Linked DNA regions of Homo sapiens: region 2 is linked to region 1. The links are chromatin contacts, found by Hi-C in ENCODE. All regions are on one chromosome and are shown on one strand. Each heading gives the region's core, a stretch centred on a gene start or an enhancer-like site at or near the end of the contact. The rest is flanking DNA. Distances are from core to core; before and after follow the strand shown.

The links. A loop is a pair of places that touch in the nucleus more often than their neighbours do. Pooled maps may share reads with other maps.
Region 2: a pooled map shows a loop between it and region 1 (11-fold over the local background). The contact joins two enhancer-like sites. A Hi-C loop is called at or near these places in 4 of 37 single-sample maps with no recorded cell type and 7 of 50 pooled maps.

What each region holds. Positions count from the first base shown.
Region 1 is chr10:63,372,728-63,379,305 of GRCh38, reverse strand. All of the region lies in intron 2 of JMJD1C (jumonji domain containing 1C), which reads left to right. It overlaps MIR1296 (microRNA 1296), which reads left to right and starts at 6,258; the gene lies at 6,258-6,349. Within about 2 kb of position 2,070, at least 3 of the 41 ENCODE cell types and tissues checked have a DNase peak (open chromatin) inside an H3K27ac peak, as active enhancers do.
Region 2 is chr10:63,171,987-63,178,524 of GRCh38, reverse strand. It overlaps JMJD1C (jumonji domain containing 1C), which reads left to right. Exons shown (of 26, transcript NM_032776.3): 23 at 669-808; 24 at 2,052-2,228. Among named protein-coding and RNA genes, the nearest start is that of NRBF2, 42 kb to the right of the region's middle. Within about 2 kb of position 4,169, at least 2 of the 41 ENCODE cell types and tissues checked have a DNase peak (open chromatin) inside an H3K27ac peak, as active enhancers do.

The DNA.
Region 1 (6,578 bases), core at 821-3,320:
TTACTATCAAAGAAATATATTAAAAGCTGCTGAAACATTATTGCAGGTATTTGATATAACTAATGAGTTAGGGTAGTTCCTTTCAATTTTTTAAGCCTGCAAATTAACTAATTACAAGGATAGCTTCTGCTTGCTAATAATTTTAATGCATATAAATTTTCTATTTTAGTTAATCCTGATGCTTTTCTGTATAGAATAGAAATTTAATAGATCTGTTTATTTGATTATTCTTTTTTAAGAAGTCAGTGGAGATATGAATAAAAAGACAGGATAGGAAGGGAGGGAAGAGAGTGAATGGAATCAGTGGCATTTTTAAAAACAAAATATAATATTGAAAGATGAAAATAATATCTGTCTGTGACCTGCAGTTTCAATAGAAAATTTTGCATAGCAAACTAAAGAAGATAATTTTATCCATAGTAGGTTTTAAAAAATATTTAATGAGTATGTTGAATTGTTCATATAAAAAGTTTAAACCATTTTAAACTTTTATAGACCTTAACCCAAAAGCATGATTTTAATTTTATAGACCTTAACCCAAAAACTGGATACAATTTATGAGAAATTATGAATAATTAGATGTATAGGTGAATTTTATATGAGAATTCTCAAAAGCACGAAGCAGTAGCATCAATAATATGAAAAACTATACATCAGTATCAGAGTTAAAAAATTAATAAAGCTTTAGAAAAATCTTTGCCTTTTTGTTTTTTTGAGATGGAGTCTCACTCTGTTGCCCAGGCTGGAGTGCAGTGGCATGATCTCGGCTCACTGCAAGCTCTGCCTCCCGGGTTCACGCAGTTCTCCTGCCTCAGCCTCCGGAGTAGCTGGGACTACAGGCGCCTGCCACCACGCCCGGTTAATTTTTTTGTATTTTCAGTAGAGACTGGGTTTCACCGTGTTAGCCAGGATGGTCTCGATCTCCTGACCTCGTGATCCACCCGCCTCGGCCCTCCAAAGTGCTGGGATTACAGGTCTGAGCCACCGTGCCCAGCCAATTTTTGCCCTTTCTTAAAGGCAATTAAGATTGAGATGAATTTCTGTTGTATTCATAAAATACTGATTTTAGAGAGAATTTTTATTGGAAAATACTGTTTAATGATAATTTTGTCATAATTTTACAAAGTTGTTTCTGTTGAAAACCTCTTAGCCTTGAAATTAGGCCTACTTAAACAATCACCAACCTTTTCTTTTTAACTTTATCATATACAAAAGAAAAAGTGATGAAAAATTTGGAAAACACTGTGGTATGAAAGTAATAGAGGATTATCTTTTTAGTCCTATTACTAAGAGATAACTCATATATATTATATATATACTAATATATATAATTTTTGATATATTTTCTTATGAAACATATTGCTCTGGTTCCTTTTTTTTTTTTGCCATACTATTTATTTTATTTATTTAGACAAGATCTCACTTTTCCACACAGGCTGGAGTGCAGTGGTGTGATCACAGCTCACTGCAGCCTTGAACTCCTGGGCTCAAAAAAGATCCTCCCACCTTGGCCTCCCCAGTAGCTAGGACTACAGATGTGTGCCACTATGCCTAGCTAAATTTTTTTTTTTGAGACGGAGTCTTGCTCTGTCGCCCAGGCTGGAGTGCAGTGGTGCAATCTCGTCTCACTGCAACCTCTGCCTCCCGGGTTCAAGCAATTCTCCTGCCTCAGCCTCTCGAGTAGCTGGGACTACAGGTGCCTGCCATCATGCCCGGCTAATTTTCATATTTTTAGTAGAGACAGGGTTTTTCAACATATTGGCCAGGCAGGTCTTGAACTCATGACCTTGTGATCTGCCTGCCTCAGCCTCCCAAAGTGCTGGGATTACAGGCATGAGTCACCATGCCCGGCCCTCTGCTAAATTTTTTAATAAAAATTTTTAATTGTGGTAAAATGTACTTAACATAAAATTTGCCATTTTAACTGTTTTTGAGTACACGGGTCATTGGTAGTAAGTACATTCGTGTTGTGTGTTACCACTATTGTCATCCAAACACAGAACATTTTCTGTCTTGCAAAACTGAAACTGTACTCATTAAAGAGCAGTTCCTTATTCCCCCGTCTTCCTGGCCCACCATTCTACTTTCGGTCTCTGAGTATCTCATATGAATGTAATTATACAGTATTTGTCCTTTTGTAACGGGCTCATTTCACTGACAATGTCTTCAGGGTTCATGCATGTTAAACCATGTGTCACAATTTTCTTCCTTTTTATTGCAAAATAACATTCCATTGTGTTTATACACCACGTTCTTTTCATCCATTTGCCCATTAATGGACAGTTGTGTCACTTCCAGCTTTTGGCTATAGGGAATAATACTGGTATGAACATGGCTGTATAAATATCTGCCCAAGCCTCTGTGTTCAACTATTTGGGTATATACCCAGGAGTAGAATTGCTGGATCAGATGGTAATTGCATTTTTAATTTTTTGAGGCACTTTCATACTGTTTTCCAAGTGGCTGCACCATTTTTCATTTCCACCAGCATTGTGTAAGGGTTCCAGTTTCTTTACATCCTCACCAACATTTACTTTCATTTTTTTGGTATTTACTTTCTCAGTAGGTGTGAAATGGCATGTCATTGTGGTTTTGTTTTATATTTTTCTAATGCTTAATGTGATGTTGAGCATCTTTTCATGTGCTTCTTGGCCATTTGTATGTCTTTTGAGAAATATCTATTCATAAAGTTCTTTGCCTGTTTTTGAATTGGATCATTTGTTTTTTTTGGTGTTAAGTTTTAGGATTTCTCTATGTATTCTTGATATTAATCCCCTTTTAGATACATGATTTGGTAACATTTTCTTTCATTTTACAGGTTGCCTTTTTACTGTGTTAGCAGTGGCCCGTGCTGCACAAAAGTTTTAAATTTTGATGAAGCCCAACTTGTCTGTTTCCGCTTGTTGCTTATGCCTTTGTTGTTGTATTAAAAAAAAATTGCCAAATCCATGTCATGAAGCTTTTCCCCTTATGTTTTCTTCTAAAAGTTGTATAGTTTTAGATCACAAATTTTGGTGAATTAATTGATTTTAAGTTTGGAATATCATGTAAGGGTCCAGCTTTTTTTTACGTGTAGATGTCCACTTTTTCCAGCACCATTTGTTGGAAAGACTGCCTTTGCCCCAGTGAATGGTCTTGACACTGTTACAGAAAATATTTTGACTGTATATGCAAGGGTTTGTTTCTGGGCTTTCTATTCCATTCCATTGGTCTGTATGTTCTTATGCTGATACCAGCTCACTGTTTTGATTACTGTTGCTTTGTAGTACATTGTGAAATCAGGAAATGTTTTTCCGTCAACTTTCTTCTTTCTCAGGATAGTTTTGGTTATTCAGGGTCCCTTGAGATTCTGTATGAATTTCAGGAGAGATTTTTCTTTTTCTCCAGAAAAAGGTCACTTGGATTTTGATAGGGATTGAATTGAATCTGTAGATGGATCTGGGTGGTAGACATCTTAATATTAAGGGCTGGGTGCTGTATCCCAGCTCTTTGGGAGGCTAAGGCGAGAGGATTGCTTGAGGCCAGGAGCTCAACACCAGGCTGAACAATGCAGCGAGCCCCCTTCTCTGCAAAAAAAATAAAATAAAATAAGCCGAGTGTGGTGGCTCACGCCTATAGTCTCAGCTACTTGAGAGGCTAAGTCTGAAGGATTGCATAAGCCCAGGAGTTCATGGCTGCAGTGAGCCATGATTGTGTCATTGCACTCAAGCCTGGGTGACAGAGTGAGACCCTGTCTCTAAAACTACACACACACACACACACACACACACGTGTAAATATTAAGTCTTCTAGTCTTTGAACAGGGGTGTCTTTTTACTTATGTTTTCTTTAATTTTGCTCAGTTATGTTTTGTAGTTTTGTTTATTTCATCTTCTAGGTAATTTATTCTTTTTTGATGCTCTTGCAAATGGAATTATTTGTTAATTTCATTTTCAAATTATTCATTATTGTTATATAGAAACTAGTCAGCGTGAGCCTGTAGTCCTAGCTACTTGGGAAGCTGAGGTGGGAGGATCCCTTGAGCCCAGAAATTCAAGGCTGCAGTGAGCTATGATTGCACCAGGGCACTCCAGCCTGGGTGACAAACCAAGACCTTGCCTCAAAAAAAAAAAAAAAAAAAAAGCCAATTTTTATGTGTTGATTTCATATCCTGTTGCTTAGGTAATATCCTAGTCAATGGTGAAAGACTGAAAGCTTTTCCTCTAAGATCAAGAATAAGACAAGGGATCCCTGCTTTTGCCATGTCCACTCAACATAGTATTTGAAGTTATAGTCCAGAAATTAGACCAGAAAAAGACAAATAGCATTTAAATTGGAAAGAAAGAAGTAAAATTGTGTCTGTTCACAGATGATATAATCTTATACTTAGAAAACCATAAAGACTTCACAACAAAGCCTACTGGAACTAATAAATGAATTTGGCAAATTAGCAAGTACAAAATCTCTGCCTTCTTTTAAACATAGTTTTAGCTAACACTGCATTAAAATTGTAGATCCTGCTTTTTTGCCTAACATCTATCCTCTACATTTCTCTTCATGAGTAGTAATTTAGGATCATTTTTAATGGCTGCATAATATTTAATCTTATAATGACCCATTTCCTTAATGTTTGACATTGTAGTTTCCAGTTCTAGGGAGCATTATAAGCAACTGGGATAAATACCATTGCAAGCCTTTGTCTGCATCTCTGATTTTTTAAAATGTATATTCATAGTAGTAGAATTAATAATCACAGGGTATGAACTTGAAAGCCACAAAAATCTATCTCCTGACACTCTTCACAAATTGTGTAAAGGTTGTACTGACTGCCATTGTCCTCAGTCAGTGTTGGGGTGTTTTTATCTCACTCATCACACCCTTGTAAGCATTAATTATTTATTTGCAGTTTATCTTGTTTTAAAACACAAATATTTGGCCAAAACAGGAGGAGTTTTACATCCTAAGGGGATGCAGCATTGAATGTTACTCTTTCTCTGCTAATTGGATATTTGAAAATAATATTTCGTTGTTTCAATTTGCATTCCTTTAATAGGGTGAATTTTTTTCATGTTTATGAGCAACTTGTATTTTTAGTGAATTGTTATTTAGTACTTATTAGGGTTTTGAGTTTTTTATATTTGTTATGAGCTTTCTTTATATTATTACAGATATTATAACCTTTTTGTCATATTTCATAGTTTGCTTAGCCAGTTGTTTGATAGTAAGTCTTTTTGAATTGTATGTTTATTTTAAAGTCTATGCAATGGGATATTGTCATTAATTCCAGTAGTCAGGTTATGTGTGCTTGCCTTCCTTCCTTTTTTCTTTTGTTTTAGGAGATTGTAAAAATTAATAAACAAGTGAAGTGAGAATGCTTGTTTGTAATAATTAAGAAAATAGTCAATTTAAGTTTCATAAGCATTTTGCAAACATTTATATACAGTTGATATGACTGAGATTTTATTGTTTCCTTTTTTGTTCATTAAAATTTGGCTTCTTTAAGGATGTCTATAAACAGCAATTATAAAGTTAAGCGTTTTAAAATTCCTACAGCGTAATGAAATACTATATCTACAGATTTGAGAAATTTGAGGGATCTGTATATGAGATGGCAATAGAATGAAACAGTAGAAACTAATACTTTGTCTTTAATTTTCTACAAATTTAATGTTTCTATTTCTGTGCACATGATACTTGCTTTATGTTCTTTTGTATTTAAACATGTTTGTATTTATTATCTTCTTTCTAGTTGTTTCACTCCTCGTGTGGTACTTGTTTAATATTACATATCAGTTACGTTATCTTGTCTACCTCTTATACCTAGAAATTAGTGGAAACTGGCAGTGTACCTGCTGTTTCTTGAGATCATGACAAGACAAAAACAAATCCTGTTGTCTCATTAACATATTTTAAAGTATATTTTTTAAAACTTAACATAATTGCATCTTCAGCAAAATATGAATAGTATAATACCCAGGCTCCTTCTCTGGAATTGTCTGGTTCCTCTTTCTTTCTAGGATATCAGTAGCAAAACATTTATGGGAGCACCACATGTAAGATGCTGAAGTGGTGTCTTTTTTTGCTTGGTCCTGTACAATCAGAGTACCACTTGAGGCCATTCTAATGCTGTAGGCTGAGGTAACTTGCGTCTTCATGTAAGTTACTTAATAGATTGTTAAATTTTATTTACTTTTTAATAAAGTAAAATACTTGTGAAAGCACATTTATCGGCACCAGGGAAAGAAAGTGTTGGCATTCATAATTGAAATCAACGAATCACCTACCTAACTGGGTTAGGGCCCTGGCTCCATCTCCTTTAGGAAAACCTTCTGTGGGGAGTGGGGCTTCGACCCTAACCCAGGTGGGCTGTAACACTGCTGTGTTTTCTAAGGGGCAGAGTTTTCTACTACTTTTCCGCTGGCCCAGCCTTCCAGATCACCCCAACCAGTGCTCCTATATAACCATCCTGTGCTCCTATAGAACTTTGTTTTGTACCTCTGTTTTAACAATCAGCACATTCTGCTTTGTATTATACCTATTTGTTTGCATGTCTGTCTTCCCTTAATAGATTGTAAGTTCTTTGAGGACAGGAGTCATGT
Region 2 (6,538 bases), core at 2,920-5,419, 200 kb after region 1:
TAAGTAAGTATAGGGGCCAACTAATAAATAGTGAGCATAAAAGACCTTTGTAAGTTAGGAAATGCTATGAGTACAAGTCATTGTTAGGACCACCCCCTTGGAACAGGGAAGGAAGGTGGTTAAATTTTACATAGTTGCTCTTAGGTTTTCTATCTCCTGCTTCTTGGTTTGCATAAAACAAACTGGGAAAATCACTATTGCTTTGTATCCACTTATCTATTCTTGTAGTCCTAAAAGTTATGAACATATAACTGTGTTTGACTCTTTTTTAAGAGTACTGATCTGGCCAGGGACAGTGTCTCATGCCTGTAATCCTAGCACTTTGGGAGGCCCAAGCAGGTGGATTGCCTGAGCTCAGGAGTTCAAGACCAGCCTGGGCAACATGGTGAAACCCCACGGCTACTAAAATACAAACAATTAGTCGGGTGTGACAGCTTGCACCTGTAGTCCCAGCTACTTGAGAGGCTGAGGCAAGAGAATTGCTTGAACCTGGGAGGCGGAAGCTGCAGTGAGCCAAGATCATGCCACTGCACTCCAGCCTGGGTGACCAAAAAAGAAAAAGTACTGATCCTAGTCAGGCACTCTGCTGCTCTGATAGATCAACTTTAGGAGACTTGGCTTTCTGGTATTCTTTGCCGACAATTTGAAATTATGTTCCTTTGTTTCAGGAATTCTCAAGAAATTTGAGGAAGAAGATTTGGATGACATTTTAAGGAAAAGATTGAAGGACTCAAGTGAAATACCTGGTGCTCTGTGGCATATTTATGCTGGGAAAGATGTTGACAAGATAAGGGAATTTCTTCAAAAGGTATAAGTTAGTTTGCAAATAATATCTCTTCCCCTCAAGCAAGGACTTATTCATTGTTGCCGTACCTTCACTTGGCATTCAACAATATAAGACCATTACATAATTTTTACTTCAAAGTAGATGGGAGTTTTTGTTGAAAGTCAAAACCCTGTTTCTCTTGCTCCTCTTTGAAAGTCTGTTAACATTTTGAGGGTTTTGAATGGTGATTTGTTCCCAGTTGGTAGTGTGCCTCCATTCCCTGTTAATAAAAGACTGATCTGTTCTTGAGCCAGATATTAGTTGGGTGGCGAAAAGTAGCTATCTGGAGTCGCGGGATGTAAAAACAAATATTTCATGGAAACGTCTAAAGAAGGTAGGATCTTTATTTTCTTTGAATCTGATAGATATTTTTGGCTGCTGACCTAGGGAATGATTCTACTCTATCACATCTGATACTATGATACTTACTGAGTAGACTCAGATTTTGAGTAATCATACCTTGACTGTAGTTGGCATATACTCTGAAAGAAATTTATATATCAACCTGAAATAATTGGTTGAAACCCTTTGCTCAGGTACTTTTTAAACTTCGTAATTATGGAAATTTGTTTTAAGAAATGTTCAGTGCTGATACATCATCTTTCTGAAAGGATGTAAGTTCTGTCTGTGATCAATGTGAAGTAAAAGAGTTACAGCCTTTTTTGTACCATTTTATCCCTGAATACTTACCTGTATTTTAATCTGAAGTATGATCATTTGTGCCTTCTAAAGCAGATTATTTAACTGATTAAAGAGTCCCTTGAAATTGATTTTTCAAGTGTTAGAAGGTTAGCCATGTAAAGGTATTTATACTTACCTCAAAAAAGGATCAATAAATGTTTATGAAATCCATACATATGAATGGTTTGGCTTTTGGTAAAAAAAAAAAAAAAAAAAAAATACCCTGTTCCTCATCCATGTGCTATACTTTTGAAACAGTTATAAGGAAGGAAACCAGATAGATGGAAACTTCATAGTGGAAGGAGGTGGTGAGAAGGAAGTAGTAAACTGTTAAGAGCATTTCAGCATTGCTGTATTGTTTTAATATTCTTTGGCTTTCCAAATTATTGCAGAATGTTATTTTTTAACTGAAGAAGCTCATTCAGTTGTTCCATTGATTCTGAGAAGAAAAGATTTGTTATTACAAATAAAATTGAAATTTAACTGAACAGGATTTACCATTTCCTTACTTAAATTGGAGTGTCTATTTTAATTCATATTTCAGATTTCAAAAGAACAAGGCCTTGAAGTTCTACCAGAACATGATCCAATACGTGACCAAAGTTGGTATGTGAACAAAAAGCTCCGTCAAAGGCTGCTTGAAGAATATGGAGTCAGAACCTGTACTCTTATTCAGTTCCTTGGTGATGCTATTGTTTTGCCAGCGGGAGCACTTCATCAGGTATATACAAACTTATTTCTAACATATTTTTTACTGACTGAAAGAACTAGTTTTGAAAAAAAAATTGCTCTTAGTATAGATATAAATGGAAGAAGATGCAAATAAGAGAATTACCTGCACCAGTCTGCCTTTATTAGAATGACATCTCAGTGCTTGCAGAAATCTCACATAATTTCCTTAAGATTTTAAATTGTTTTAACATGAGCCAGATTTCTATTTGTATACTGTCTCCGATTTAATAGATCGAAATCTGATTTTTAAGCCCTCCTGGTGACATGTATACCTCTGAATAGTGAGGCTTAAAAGCATGGGGGGACACAGTATACAGACTTTTTATCAGGCTTTAAGCATACCTCCTACCTTTCTTCAGCATGCTAGCATATCAGGGGCCTGTCTAAAGAAAGATGGTATGTAATTTATATAACTGTTGATCCACAAAACATAAAAACTAAAATAAATACCTAGTTTAAAATACCTAATTTTTCCAGCACCGGGAAAAATGGCATAGAATAGATGCAGTGGTTATGGAGGGTGGGATTAAAAGTACACAGTGGATTCCTATAGGTGGAATGGGGCTACTACAGCCCAGGTTAACCCTTAAAATTAACAAGGTGTACCAGGGAAACCAGAAAAAACTCAAAAGCTGCTTTGCCTCAACAGTTGGTTCTCCACCTTTTCCACTGCTAAGTAATTGAGATGTAGCTGATGTATATTAGTTTACCAAGGAAACTTTCTCACATTTTATATAAGTATAGTCATTGACTGTTTTAGCATTTATGGCACTCTTCCATACAAATACTACTTAGGTGATAATAATTGCTTAGCTTTTAGGATGTGTCAGATTCAGGGTCAGATTTATCATTATTAGATCTCAAATGGCATTTATGATACAGTAGTAAAATACAAATGTCATAATAATAAATACCTTTTTCTCTATGATAATTTCCTGGAAAAAATGTATTTACATTAAGTGGTTATATTTTCCCATGGACTTATGATTATTTCAGAGATGTCATATTATTTATGTTTCATGTTTAATCTGGGATTCACCCTATACACCATTTCTTTGACTTCTAGACTCTTAGCAGAAAATAGCTAATCTGTATTCAAATGTAAATGCTCTCAAAAGAAGAGCCTATTTAAGAGACTAGTATTATAAATCTTTTTGTACATAGGAATAATCCTTTGATAATACAAAGTAGATTCCCTTGAAGATCTTTATTCACATATTGAATTTATCCAATGTCAGTTTTTATAAAGTTAACCTAGGTAGTGTAGTCATTTTTGTAAATTGAGATATAATTTGCATATAGTGAAATTTACCTTATTTAATGTATAATTCTGTGAGTTTCAACAAATGCATAGTTAGGTAACAACATAATCAAAATGTAGAACAATTCCATCACTCCGAAAAAATTCCCTCTTGCAGTTTTTTTTTTTGTTTTTTGTTTTTTGTTTTTTTGAGACAGAGTCTTGCTCTTGTTGCCCAGGCTAGAGCTCAGTGGCGCGATCTTGGCTCACTGCAACCTCTGCCTTCCGGGTTCAAGCGATTCTCCTGCCTCAGCCTCCCGAGTAGCTGCGGATTACAGGCATGCACCACCACGCCTGTCTAATTTTGTATTTTTAGTAGAGATGGGGTTTTTCCACGTTGGTCAGGCTGGTCTCGAACTCCTGACTTCAGGTAATCTGTCTGCCTTGGCCTCCCAAAGTGCTGGGATTACAGGCATGAGCCACCATGCTCGGCATCCTCTTGCACTTTTATAGTCAGCCTCTTCCCACCCAAAGTTCCTGCAACTAATCTGCTTTTTTGTCCCTATAGTTCCTCTTTTATGAGTATGCTGTAAATTTGGACTCACACAGTATGTACCCTTTAAGTCTGGCTTTTCTTAATGTATTTGAGATTCATTCCTATTGTTGTATTTATCAGTTGATTCTTTTTTTATTGCTGGGTAGTTGTATGAATATTTTTTTCATTTTTTAAATCCGTACATTCACCAGCTGAAGTACATTTTGGTTTTTTCCACTTTGGGGCAATAATAGATAAAGCTATCATAAACATTCATATACATGGTTTTATGTGAACAAAGATTTTTATTTCTGTTAAGTAAATACTGAATGGTGGGATTGCCTGGTGATACTATAATGTATGATTAAATTTAAGAAACTGCCAGACTATTCTCTAAATTGGTTGTTCCATTTTCATTTCCCAGTGCAGGGTTATGTGAGTTTCATTTCCTCTGCTTCCTCACTAGTGCTTGTTACTGTCAGTTTTGTTTTTAGACCATTCTAGTAAGTGTACAGTGGTGTCTCATGGTGGTTTTACTTTGTACTTTCTTAATGACTAAACATTGGGCATCTTTTTATATCTTCATTTGCCATCTGTATATCTACTTTGGTTAAATATGTGTTCAAATATTCTGTCTATTTAGCTGCTTTTTTTCTTACTGAGTTTTGAGTGTTTTTTGCCAATTTCTGATAATGTCTTTTATCTGATAATGTGTTTTACAAATACATTTTCCTTTCCTGTAGCTTCTCTTTTCAAAGAGCATTTTTTTTTCATTTTTCCATTTTTTAAAAGACAGTATCTTGCTCTGTTGCCCAGGTTAGAGTGCAGTGGCACAGTCATAGCTCACTGTAATCTCAAACTCCTGGGTTCAAGTGATCCCCCCACCACACCCTCCTGAGTAGCTAGTACTGTAGATGGACACCACCATGCCCAGCTGATTTTTTAATTTTTTGTGGAGATGGGGTCTTGCTGTGTTGCTCAGGCTGGTCTCGAACTCCTAAGCTCAGGCAATCTTCCTGCCTTGGCCTCCCAAAGTGTTGGGATTGTAGGCATGAGCCAACCCACCTGGCTGGTTTTTTCCATTTTGATGAGGTCCAGTTGATCAGTTTCTCTTTTATGGATGGTATTTTCATAGTATCTACAAAATTGTTGCCTAGCCCAAGATCACTCAGATTTTCTCCTCATTTTCTTCTAGAACCATTATAGTTTGAGGTCCTACATTTGGGTATGCAATGTAGTTCATCTTTGTATGTAGTGCATAGTATGGAGCGAGGTTCAATTTTTTGCATATGGGCATTTGGCTGTTCCAGTACTATTTGTTGAAAATACTACTTTTTAATGTTTTTCTTTTGAAAATGTAATACATAAACAGAAAAATTCAAAAGTATAAAAAGTTCACGGTGAAAATTCAGTATCTCACATTTTTCCCCCAGTTCCTTTTTTCCAGATGCAATCATTGTTACCCCAAAGAGATTCCATGCTTACACTTGTGTCCCTGCTGCTACTTTTTTGGGAACAGTGGTCTTTTAGTAGGCTCAAAGTGACCTTGTTAAAAAGTTAGGTTGGTTTACATATCCACACTTCCCCCTCTGTCTCACTGCCTTCATCTCGTATGGCTCTCCTAGTTCCTCTCTAGCCATCCTGCCCTCTTTGCTTCTTTCACACACACCAAGTATGTTTCCCCCCTCCCCCAGGGTTTTTGTGCTTCTTAATCTTTTTTGCTTGGAATCGTTTTTCTGTCAGGTATCTGTAAGACTTGCTTCTTTACACTTTTTTAGGCTTCATTCAAATTTCACCTTCTTGGTGAGGTCTAGTTTAAAGCTGTAAATTGTGTCCCCCAACTTTCTGTCGTCTTTCCTGCTTTATTTTCCTCCATTTCAGTTGTCACCTTAAAATATGCTTTATAATTTACTCACTTTGCTTGTCTTTTAACCCCCACTGGAACGTAAGCATGATGAAGTAAGAGATTTATCTTTTCCATTGCTCTCTTCCCATGCCTAGAATAATGCACTTAATGTTTGTATTATTAATAAGTCTCTATTCTGAAGGCCAGAAAATACGTTCTCAGTAACAACATGTTTTTGCACAAGGGTAGAGGAAAACAAATTTATGGCTTTCTATAATTTATATGTATTGGGCTTTTTGTAAAACATGTAAATGTTTACTTCTTCCTATATGTGCTTTCTCTGGCTACTTCCAAAAGTTTACTTAGGTTGGAATCCACTTTATGTCTATACACATTTTCTTTGAGATAGTTAGAAAATTCACATAGATTATAGAAACAAGATTACATCTATAAAAAATGTTATATCTAAATACACCAAGGCAGCATATATGACCTAGACTGACAAATTATATTCTGAGCTCTGCCACTAAATTGCTGAGTGATCCAAAACAAGATCTAACTTCTTTGCTACATATTTTGGCACAGAAATTGCCAGCTGTACAAAAGGGAATTGCTACCTTTCCTCTCCTGTGGGGTGTAATGACAACAACACAGCTCTTTATACTCTGTTGAAAGGAT